3 separate regions of the Homo sapiens genome follow, and all the other regions are linked to region 2. Evidence: chromatin loops called from intact Hi-C (ENCODE). Cell type or tissue: endothelial cell of umbilical vein. All regions are shown on one strand.

Evidence for each region. Hi-C counts contacts between places; a loop is a spot of excess contacts. Peaks named below come from ENCODE experiments on the same cell type or tissue, not always from the same donor. Only the 100,000 strongest peaks of a DNase experiment are listed, where the experiment ranks them.
Region 1: it touches region 2 in a loop (12-fold over the local background); 4 of 110 quality-filtered maps call a loop at or near these places.
Region 3: a loop joins it to region 2, with 5 times the contacts of the local background. A loop is called at or near these places in 15 of 110 quality-filtered maps.

Annotation. Positions count from the first base shown.
Region 1 is chr1:209,987,028-209,991,027 of GRCh38, reverse strand. All of the region lies in intron 2 of SYT14 (synaptotagmin 14), which reads right to left. Among named protein-coding and RNA genes, the nearest start is that of SYT14, 51 kb to the right of the region's middle. In endothelial cell of umbilical vein, no CTCF peak of the experiment used is centred here; no DNase peak of the experiment used is centred here; H3K27me3 peaks cover 339 bases.
Region 2 is chr1:210,309,534-210,313,533 of GRCh38, reverse strand. It overlaps LOC124904502 (a long non-coding RNA gene), which reads right to left and starts at 2,313. Exons shown (of 2, transcript XR_007066865.1): 1 at 2,128-2,313; 2 at 1,320-1,616. RefSeq lists a silencer at 2,165-2,224 and an enhancer at 1,254-2,453. In endothelial cell of umbilical vein, a CTCF peak has its summit at 2,207 (motif pointing right); a DNase peak (open chromatin) is centred at 2,203; H3K4me3 peaks cover 403 bases.
Region 3 is chr1:210,249,029-210,253,028 of GRCh38, reverse strand. No RefSeq gene overlaps it. Among named protein-coding and RNA genes, the nearest start is that of SERTAD4-AS1, 17 kb to the right of the region's middle. RefSeq lists enhancers at 1-550, 1,106-1,661. In endothelial cell of umbilical vein, no CTCF peak of the experiment used is centred here; DNase peaks (open chromatin) are centred at 1,628 and 2,098; H3K4me3 peaks cover 1,173 bases; H3K27ac peaks cover 1,166 bases.

The DNA of each region.
Region 1 (4,000 bases), 320 kb after region 2:
AGTGTATAATTTTGTTGACTTTATCAAAGATCAGTTTGCTGTAAGTGTGGGGCTTTATTTCTGGGTTCTCTATTCTATTCTACTAATCTGCGACTATTTTTATACCATGCTATTTTGGTTACTAACACCTTGCAGTATAATTTGAAGTCAGGTAAAGTGATACCTCCAACTTTGTAATAATACCAATCTGACAAAGCTTTTTCTAACGAGGAAATGACAAGAATGTGAAAGAAACAATGATTACTCTGTATTTACTAATTTTTTAAATTTTTTATGGGTATATATATAAGTGTATATATTTATGGAGTACATTAGTTATTTTGATACAGGCATACAATGTGTAATAATCACATCAGGGTAAATGGCATACTGCTAAATTTTTGATAAATAACAAGTATTATCATATGATAAGAAAAAGCAACACACTTTATTTCATTAAAACAAGAAATATACATACATATATATACGTATATATATACATATATATACGTATATATATATATGTGAAATATTCCTTCATCCTTAAAAATGGAATTTAGGACAACTGCCAAAATGACATCTGAGGAACACTAGATCAACAGATATTAAGATGTGAGATTTTTAAAAAGGAAGGTGGGGGCGTTCCATGATGAAACGTATTCAGGAAATATTGGGCTAAATAAAGTTGAGAAGTTTTTCAGTGCAGGACTTCTAGAGCCATTGATATGCTAATTTTCTAAACTTAGCCATCTCCATCACAGACTGAGTGGCTCTAGAGAAGCCCTAACAATCTGGAACAGCATTTAAAAATCACCAATCTAATACAATATTCTAACATTTTTTATATATTTTGTAAAATGTACAAAAACAGATGAAAGGTGGAGGGAAAATGAATTCTGTTTACAATAAAGCTGAGGTTCTATAAGGCATAATTTATAACTACATATTGGGTCCAGTTTGAAGGAACCAGAAGTAAAAGATAGCAAACAGGAGGTCTGTAATTTTTACTTGTTTATTAAAATTGATTTATATGCTAATTTTATATTGAATATACTTTAAATTGTGCTAACTGCAAGTACATGGCTTTAAACGTGATGAAAAGTCAGACCAATATATAGCTGAATTTTAAAAAGTATAAATTGAAATGAAAATATAAATATATCTTAGAGTTTAAATAAAAACGACGCCTTGGACATCTAAAGCAACAATAATTTCACAGTAAAATTTCATATATACACACTAGGCAAAGCACTGAAGTATTTACTAAATATATTTTCATATTAGCCATTAGATGGCACCATATATCTACTAGTTAACATAACTATACTATAATTCCCCTGACATGCTCAAAAAGTAATATAAAATATATTTAACTTCTACGTAAATATAATACACATTATCTTTTATCACTGTTAACTTTAAGCTTTAAAGGAAGAAAGATGATATAAGCAACTACATTTATATCACCATTTCTGGAATGTTAAAACTTAATAAGTAATCTCATTCAGAAATCAAATGAAATGTTCTAAGACAATGATTCAAAGGCTGAAGAGCAGACAGCTAGAGAATGCCTTTCCTTAAGGTAAATGTAAGATAAAACTAATTCTCTACCTTAATAAATTTTGTTTTTACTTTTTATTCATAAACCTACATTGTCCAATTTCCAATTCTTCTAAATAATCAAATTTCTGTCTCCTCTTAAATTTCACCATATCTTGTTCTCTAATCCAGGACTCTCAGTTCCTGTGTAATTTCCCAGTCTCTCCTGAAATCGCTGCTGCAGATTTTTATATAGTCTATTTAAATACCAAAAATGACCCCATTCTAATAATCACATTTTCTACTTCCAGTTAAGATAAAATAACATGGACAGATTTCTCCCACCACCTGAAAACACTAAAACAAGACAGAGCGTATGAAACAATGGCACTCAAGACACTGAAGATGGGCAATAAAGGAGTGATCATTCAGAGGAAGAAAAAAAATGAGATCATCTGTATGACTATGATTTTCCAAGCTTACTACCTGGAGAAAGGGGACAGTGCGGTCACTGTACAGTCAGGTGAGTGTTGAGGAGATAAACCTGGGAGTATGAAGAAGCCAAGTGTGCTCAAGTTCATGTGGCTGAGTCCCGGAATAAAAAGCTGTGTAGACAGAGAACTCCAGACACCTGCACTGAGTCACTCCTAAGATACAGTTCAGTACTTCTTAGCACATACATGTAAGGAAACAATCAGAGGCTGGGAAAAAAACTGCCTAAGAGGATTAGAGGGAAGACATGCCAAATCTTACACAGAGCATGAAATGGGGACTATTCTGAAGATCCAGAATTTTAAAATCTCAAACCTTATGAGCCACTGATTAGACTGACATATGAAGGATTTTGCTTCAGAAAATTAATCTTACACTAAATGCAGGTTTTGCCCCTCCTAACAAAGGTGAAAAGCAAGACTGAAAGGAAAGTCTCAGGTAATTTAACCTATCTCAGAATAAAGCTCAAGAACTAATCACGATTAGATCTAACACTCAACAAGGGAAACTTCACAATGTTTGGCATCCAATAAAGAAATTATCAGGTATGCAAAGAAGCAAAATGAAAAAAACCTAGCAGAAAAATTAATCAATCGAAACTGACTCAGAAAATTGATAAAATTAGGAGACAGGGACACTAACAATTATGATGATATATTCCATGGGTTTGAAGAACCAGAGGAATGATCGAATGTGGTAAGAGGAGATACGGAACTTTTCTTAAAAGCCTAAATCAAACTTCCAAAGGTAAAAACTAAAATGTCTTAGATAAAAATACACTGAAAGAGACTGACAGCACATCAGATATTACAAAAGAAAATGTTAATGAACCTGAAGACATATCAACAGAAAGCATAAACACAACAGAAAGACTAAAAAAATGCAAATAATCAGTAAATTGTGGAACAACTTCAAGTAGATAAATACATGTGTAATTGAAGTCCCCACAAAAGAGATGAGAAAAGAAGAAATCAAGAAAACATTTGAAGAAGTGATGGTCAAAATTGTTCCAAATTTAATGAAAACTATCACCAAAAGCAGCTCAGTAAATTCAATGTACAAGAAAAAAACGAAGAAAACTACACAAAGGAACATTATATTCAAATGGATTAAAGTTGTAAAGATAAAAACAGAAGTAGTCAGAAAAATTACACATTATCTACAAAAGAAAAGAGGTAAGGCTGACAAGAGATTCATCAGAAATAATAAAAGATAGAACAAGTGGCACACTATCTTTAAAGTATTGAAAGAATAAAAGCCGCTAATCTAGAAGTCCTTGCCAGTTAAATGATCTTTGAAAAGCAAAAGGTGAAATTTTGTAAAACAACACAACACAACTTTGAGTCACACAAAAGGATATAGTTTGGATATTTGTCTCCACCCAAATCTCATATTGAAATGTAATTACCAGTGTTGGAGGTGAGACCTAGTGGGAGGTGTTTGGATCATGGGGGAAGATCCTTTACAGCTTGGTGCTGTCCTTACAGTAGTGAGTACTCACAAGATCTGATTGTTTAAGTGTGTAGCACCTCACCCACATTCTCTCTTGCTCCTGTTTTCACCATGTGAAGTGCTTGCTCCCACTTCATGTCCCACTATTAGTAAAAGCTTCCTGAGGCCTCTACAGAAGCTGAACAGATGCCAGCGCCATGCTTGCACAGCCTACAAAACTTTAAGCCAATTAAACCTCTTTATAAATTATCCAGTCTCAGGTATTTCTTTATAGCAACACAAGAATTGCCTAATATAGAAAACTGGTACCAAGGAGTGGGGCTCTGCTATAAAGATATCTGAAAATGTGAAAGCAACTTTGGAAGTGGGTAACAGGCAGAGGTTAGAATAGTCTGGAGGGCTCAGAAGAAGACAGGAAGATGAGGGAAAGTTTGGAACTGCTTAGAGATGAGTTAAATGGTTGTGACCAAAATGATGATGTTGATATGGACAATCAAGTCCAGGCTGCTGAGTTCTCAGATGGAAATGACAAACACAC
Region 2 (4,000 bases):
CTGCAGTCTGGACTATAAGGATGTAGGCAAAGGGAGGTGACAGTGGAAACTTGGCCATCAGAAACTAGTGCTGGCTCAGGACAATGAGACCAAGTTGCAAGAGTTACCAATCAGTGGAAACTGTTGTAGACAGAATGTCATGATGGGCCAGACGCTGCTTTTCTCCCCACACCAACATGATGCATGAACCCTGCCCCACAGACACATGCCCCCTGCAGCTGCAGAGACTGAAAAAATGTCGGGGAATAAGGGGAGGGAACTTCTGATTCGCTATTCAAAGACTATGTTTCAATTCTGTTTTAAAACAGAATGGGGCTGGGTGTGGTGGCTCACACCTTTAACCCCAGCACTTTGGGAGGCTGAGGTGAGTGGATTGCTAGAGTCCAGGACTTCAAGACCAGCCTGGGCAACATGCCGAAACCCTGTCTCTACTAAAAATACAAAAATTTAGCCAGGTTTTGTGGTGTGCGCCTGTAGTCTCAGCTACTCGGGAGGCTTAGGAGGGATAATTGTTTGAGCCCAGGAGGCAGAGGTTACAGTGAGCTGAGATCAAGCCACTGTACTCTAGCATGGGTGACAGAGCAAGAGCCTGTCTCAAAAAAAAAAAAAAATCAGAATGGGTCTGATGGTACATTTCAAAAACAAGTTAGATGAAAATAAAAATTTAAAATCAAAATAAAAACAGAATGGGCACCAGGTGCGGTGGCTCACACCTGCAGTCCCCAGCACTTGGGAGGCTGAGGTGGGAGGATTGCTTGAGCCGAGGAGTTTGAGAGCAGTCTGGGAAACAAAGGGAGACTCCTGTCTCTACAAAAAAAATTTAAAAATTATCCAAGTGTGGTGGCATACATCTGTAATCCCAACTACTCGGGAGGCTGAGGCAGGAGGATCCTTTGTGCCCAGGAGGCTACAGTGAGCTATGATCGTGCCACTGCACTCCCGCCTGGGTGACAGAGCAAGATTCCATCTCTGTAAAACAAAAGATAAAAAACAGAAAGGGCTGGATTTATCTTGAATTAGAAAGACCACAGACATTGGAGGTTGAGTTAATGATTTGAGGTCAGTTCTAGGAAAATTAAGTTACATCTTCGAACACCAGGAGCTGTGACTGTATAAAATATCAAAACTGACATGTTATTATTAATGAAGCCTTTGGATTTGGCAACTAGAAAGTCGTGAGCAACCTCCAAAAGTGCAATTTCCGTCATGGTTAGGACAGAAGCCAGATGGGAATGGGGTCAGAACAGAGTGGTCAGAATAAACTGCTCTTTGGAGACACCCGTGAGGAGTGTGGGTGTGGGTGAGTATGGATCGCAGGCTTGAGGGAAAGTTCCGTTTATTTTAAATGGAGAAACCTAATAATTTATAGGCAGACGTTGTAGGCAGATGAGAAAGGCTTACACAGAACTGTCCGTGGGTAAAGGAAGGAGCCAGTGGACATCGGATACATTACTACTCGGATGAAAACTGGTCAAATCCTCAAAGGCAAGGTGCTCGCGGGATGGTAGCAGTCACGGTGGTACTGCAGGGTGGTGTATGGAATGAGAAGAAAGGTGTGTGTCTGATCGTGCTGGTCTTTGACTTCCATCTCTTTCTTGGGCTCAGCACCCCGGGACCTGTGAAGGTTGAAGACCCCGTGGAAAGGTTCCAGAGTCCTTAGGAGCTCCTAGGAGCCTCGTTCAATGTTATGGCTCTTCATTTAAACCCCATTGCCCAGTGGCTGTTGAGTTCTGCCTGCCCCTGTTCTCTGATCACTGCTTGGCTGACCCTTTTCTGTTCTGATCACAACAGTTTATCGTTCTCAAGGGACAATTCTGTAAAGGAACTCGAATGGAGGGTTCAAAACTGAGGCAAGGCATGTTTATGAAACAAGTCTCTCAAAGCCTGACGTTTCCCACGGAACAAGGGCTGTCTGTCCCACCCTGGCACTCATTCCTATCCCCCCGCCCCCGCCCTCCGTGTCAAAGGCTTCTCGGAGAAGGAGACCATGACATCACTTCCTTCGGGTGGTGCAGGGTCGTCTGGCCTCACGCCCACTGCCTTTGGCCGCTGACCCCCGAGGAAGTGAGGCAGCGGCCGGAGCCGGGCACGCCCTGAGCTCGCTCTCCTGTTTTCCCTCTGGCTCACCTCTGGGGGCGGTCCCAGATGCCTTGAGAAGTGGGTTGTCTTCAAAGTATCTCAGTGCCTCCCAGTGCCCTCTGATATTTCCTTTAGAAGTCATGGGGAACTGCAGGGGTGAAGAGACACCACTAGGTGGCTGCACAAGACCTTGTTTGTTTCCATAGGTGCCAGGCTGGCGGCAAAGAGAGATGAGACCCCCCGCCCCCCGCCACTGTGTGTGTGTGTGTGTGTGTGTGTGTGTGTGTGTGTGTGTTCGTGCGCGCGCACGTGGCGGGGGGGGGGGGGGGGGGGGAGGTGCCCAGTGGGGAGAATGGGGAGGCAGAGACAGAAGTTTAAGAAAACCCAATGTTAAAAAAGCCTAAATTTACAAAGCAGGTAAGTTGAAGGGCTATCCTTAATGCCCACAGTGGAAGGAGTGCAGAGCTCCTCCTTATAGGAGAATTCTCTTGATATTTTTAGTCCTTTTTAGTTCATCAGTTATTTAGCAGAGAAACTGAAGTGTTAGCCTACTAACGTTTCTGGCTACTGAAAATGAATCAGAAATGAGAAGGTTGCATGAGATCTGAATTCTTCTAAGAATCAGATTTCTTTGCATCTGATTTGCATTCATTTTCATTCATAATCAGAAATTTGACGAGTTCCTACTACCTGCCACACCCTGGGCTAGGTGCTGAGGAGAGAGCTGTGAACAACACTCTGTACCCTCATGGAACCTAAGTAGAAAAATGCATATACACTGTACATAGAAAAAAAAGGGTACAGTTTCTCCAGCTCTGTCATTCTACGATTCCATGACTATACCCTTCCTTTGCACAGCCCTCACATGAAGCATGGGATAGTAAGACTCAGTTAATCCACCAAAATTAGATGCCACACAGATTTTCTGGAGTAGAGTTGCAGTGTGATTTCCAGCATGTGGTCATTTTACCATCAAAAGTTCCATAAGAAGTGATGCCATGGAATTTCCAAGTCTCTCTTCTTTATCTGTTTATTACCTACTTAGGTCATCTGCCAGTGCCAGGACAATCATCTGAGACAGGGGCCGCTCCTGCGGCAGAAAAAGCGGTGGGCAGGCTGAAGACCACAGGCTGAAATACGCAATTGGAAAATAAGAAAGAAAAGTGATCACAAGTCCTGGACACCAAGAAGATTGTGGAAAAACTCATAATATAAAGGTGTGGCATTTCTAAGCACTGCCAAATTTATTTCTCCAGCCAAGTCAAACATGACACAATGGAAGCCAGCTCCCAGATGCCCCACATGAGAAAGCATAGATTATAGATTCAGTGTGGAAATCACATTTGGGTTTGGGAGGTGGCTGGCTTGATCTGCAAGAGGGTGGGGTATGACTTGCACCCATGTGTGCACATAAGCACATGTGAGAACTAGGAGAATGGGTGTTCATGTGGAATCATGGAACACCAGAGCTGGAACATACTTTCAAACTAATTTAATCCATCCTCTCATTTTATAAATGCAGAAACCAGGCCTGCAAAGGAGAAGGTCTTGCCCAGTATCCCAGAGTCACCATTGACAGAACTAAGACTATATAACTCAATATCTTGATCCCCAGTTCATAATTCCAGTCATTTTATCTCTTCTTAAAGGATCATAGACATGTTTGTTGCCTTTTTCACTTGGATTTACTTGACTTACCTTTACATGTTATGGTGGTTGAATGGTGCCACCATCCCTTTCCCAAAAAAGATACAGAATCTGTGAATATGTCCTTACTTTTAAATTTATTTTTAAATGTTATTTATTTACTTATTTGTTTGAGACAGGGTCTCACTCTATCACCCAGGCTGGAGTGCAGTGGCACAATCATGGCTCACTGCAGCCTCAACCTCCTAGGCTCAGGTGATTCTCCCACCACAGC
Region 3 (4,000 bases), 61 kb after region 2:
GGAGCAAGCAGGCGCGGTGCAGCGAGGCGAAGCCCAGGCGCGGGGCCCGGAACGCGGTGGTGCAGCTCCCCGGTCCCCGGGTCTCTGACCGCGGTGCTCTCTCCCGCCCCGGGCTGCGCAGCTGCTGACAGCTCCTGGGTGATGGCGAACGGCTTGTGCTGTCACATTTCCTTCCTGTAGGGAGGGGGTGGGGAGCTGGAGCCTGGAAGGGCCGGGACGGGGAGGGAGACTACCCAGGTGGAAGGCGGTGCAGAAGGTTGCTGGAGAGAAGACGCCCCGGGCAATTTCTAGTGACGTCGTCTAGGCCGTATCTACCTTCTGGGGTCAGGAGTCTTGCTACACCCTAACCCCGCCTCCTCCAGAGTCCTCCCAGGGTTTTTCCAGGGACCTGGTCAGCTTGAGGTCTTGGCAGCACTTGAAAAGCAGCGGTGGTTTTTGATTTAGTTGTTTAATTTTTATTTTTAAATATTACAGTGGAAAGAACGTGGACTTTGGAGTCCCATAGCCCTGGACTCCAATTCGGTGGGTCGAATACCTAGCTTTGTGACCCTTTGTGACACTCAACTGAGCTTCGTTTCACGACAGCTTTTTTCCCATGGGGCTGCTGTAAGGCTTAGATGCAATAATGGAGGTGAGGTTGCCCAGTCGGTAGCCTAAGACCCAGCGCTAGTGTCGGGGGAATGTGCACTTGACCTCAACCAGTGAAGGCGAAGGATAAGCTTCCAGGCCCTAAACCCGAGGCCAAGCCGGCCCCGGTCTCCTTGGCGCTCGCTGGCGTCCAGGGTCGGCAGCAGGGCTGGGGACAGTGGGAGTGGGTACTCGGCGGTTCCCAACCACGCCGCATGTCGGAATCCACGCGGACGTCTGAAGAAACATCCGCTGGGGGCCTCAGCAGAGTCCAATTCATCGCGAGCCTCTGGGGTAGGGCTCAGGCCTGAGGGTTTTGTAAAAGCTCCCGAAGGGGGCTCCGAGGTGCAATCAGGATTGAGAACTGGTGATTGAAGAACCACCGCGGTCTCCGGAAAGAAATAAACAAAGAGGCCTTCCTGGGGCGGAAGGGAAGAGGGCTGGCGGGTCCCCACCCGTGTGCAGGTGACCCCTTCACACCCGCATTCCCACGCCCAGGGACACGGTTACACGCACGCTTGGACACACGGGCACCCACACTCACCCGAACACACACACCCACGCCCATTCACGCTGTCCCGGACACACCCACACCCACTGCATTCTCCGGGCGAGTCCTGCGGCCGGAACCCAGACAGAGCGCGCCCGCTGGGGGCCGGGCCCCGCTGCTCCGAGGGTCTCAGGCCAGGAGGCCCGAGCGCGCCACAGCCGCTGACAGCGCGGCTCCTCCGAGCCCGGGGCGCTCGGCAGAGCCCCCGCCGGGCCGCGCCGCGCTCGCTCCGGCTCTTTGTTATGCTAATTCCCCTTCCCAGCTGGTGCCAGCTGCCTGCACAATGAGCGCCCGGAGCCCTTGCCAGCCCTCGCCAGCCAGGGAGTGGGGGCGGGGCGGGGGGGGGCCACCTCACACTGCGGCTGCCCTCCTCACCACCCCCTCGCCGTCCCAGCACAGCGCAGTCTGGCCGGGTGCTGAGCAGCCCAATAAGCAGCCTTTCCCCCGTCCTCCCCTCCCCCATGCTTGCAGGGCCGCGCCCCCCGGGGCCTGCAGGGCATCCTCTGATTCATTCCAGTCGCTAGGGCTGCCCGCCCTCCAGGTGCCAGGGCTTGATGATGAAAAGTAAAAGGCTCCTCCGCGGCTCGAGAGCCGTGAGGATGAAAGAGAAGCAGCCGCCTCCCAGACCACACAGCTAATCCTCCCATAAACCTCGAGCAAATAAGGGGAGAGGAAGAACAGGCCGGCTACAGATGTGGAGTGCAGCCTCCGGGGATCCCCAAATTAAAACTCGTGCAGGGGAAGCCCTTGGACCACAACCAAATGACACTAATTGGGTTATGGGACCATAATCTTGGCTGGTATTTAAAAAAAAAAAAAAAACAGTTATAGTCACAGCTGCAAGAACTGTCTTCATAAAAAGAAGGGGGAAAGTCCGCTATTTTATTACGCATAAGAATGAGAGAGAAGAGGGTTCACGGATCTCCTGCCTGCATGGTGCAGACAGGCTGGTTGCTTGAAGGCGAGGACAGTCTTGTGCCAGGGGGAGCCGCGTTGTGCCTGGCTGGCTCCGGGTGTGTGGAGCTAATCGGCTAAAGGAGGCGGGGGCAGGAGCACTCCAGGGGGAGGGGCAGAGGAACTGCAGTGAGAATGGGGAAGCATGGCCTATCCGGAGGAATGTATATTACAGAAGACAATAGATTAGCCGCCATATGCAGAAAACAATCATTTGGGACAGGAAAACTCAGAGATGTGTTCTTAAAGAAAGATCCAGAAGCAGTTTCTCAGTTTCACTGGGAGGGAAAAAAGGCATTCTGGGGAAGGGAAGGAAAGGAAAGGGTGACATGCAGAAAACTCAAGTGAACATCTTCAGAAAGATCCCTGATTGTTAGAATCAGGAATTGTTAGAATCAGAAGAGAAGGTTAGAAGGGAACAATCTTTTAGAGGCCCTTTGAATCCAGCCTCATCATTTGACAGATGGAAAATCAAGATCCAGAGAAGTGAAGGAGCTTGTTCATGGTTAGACAGCTAGTGAGTGGCAAACCTGGGCAAGACTCTGTTTCCTAACTCCTAATCTAGTTCTCACCACTAAGTTGGTTATAATCTTGTGGTTAAGAAACAGCAGTCATTTGACCAGAAATCAATACAATAGATTGACTCTAAGCAAATAAATGAAGAGTTATGATTTGTTCTTTTTCTTCTTCTTTCTTTCTTTTTGCTTTCTTCTTCTTTTATTTATTTATTTATTTTTTGGACAGATTCTTGCTCTTTGCTCTGTCACCCAGGCTATAGTGCAGTGGCGCAATCTCAGCTCACTGCAACCTCTGCTTCTGGGGTTCAAGCGATTCTCATGCCTCAGCCTCCAGAGTGGTGGGGACTGCAGGCTCACTGCAACCCCCACCTCCCGGTTTCAAGCGATCCTCCTGCCTCGGCCTCCCAAAGTGCTGGGATTAAGGTGTGCACCATCGTGCCTGGCCTAAACAGGACATTTTTAAAAGATTGAGGTAAGCTTTGTTGGATCTATAATAAGAACAAGTGTTAGAAATCAATTAATTCGTACAAATTCCATCCCAGGATTCTTCCTAGTATGTATTTCTTTATTCATCACTTAAAACACCCAGATAAATGGCCCCAGAATTTCTTTAAGAGTTCTTTCTGTGCAGGGACCAATACCATCTCTAGATAGAGATGTCCCTTGTGCATTAAGTCATCTTGCCTAAAACCAGCTAGGTCAAGATTGGGCTGGTTGAGAATTCTAATTGATCATCTTAACTGGTTAAAATTCTACTGATTGGGAAATAAAAATATCTACTCCAGCTGCTGGTTTTCCAAACTCTGAGAGGACAAAGGTTTAGAGATGGCCAGCCTAGACCTCCCTGGGCAGGCTGAGGTGTCCTGGCTTCCCACTGCCTCTCTCAGCTGGCTCAAATGGCAACTAATGTTGCCAATCATGAGATCCTAGCCCAGTCAGATAGGAGGGGAGCCTCTTGCAGAGAAGTCCTGGGACCCCCATGGTACAACACTGCATTTGCTCTCATTATACTCTGTTGCCCATTTCTCATTCTCAAGCCATATGGTTCAGTTTTGTTCTCATTTCAGGACCTACCCATCAGCAAGCCTGCTACAAATGAACCTCACCTTAGGGAAAAATATATACTCTTCAAAAATAGAGAGACAGAATGTAATTTTGTAAATGGAATTCTATTTTGAAATTATCAGTGGGTTTCTGAGTTTACTGGCAAAACAGAAGGGATAAGAATTTGAAATAGGGATAACCAACCTCTAGTTGACCTTATACATGGAAACTGTATCCCAGTTATTTTATAATAGGCTGTGTCCTTGGTTGTGGTTATCCAGACAATTCTGCTTTGGCCTCCAAAATT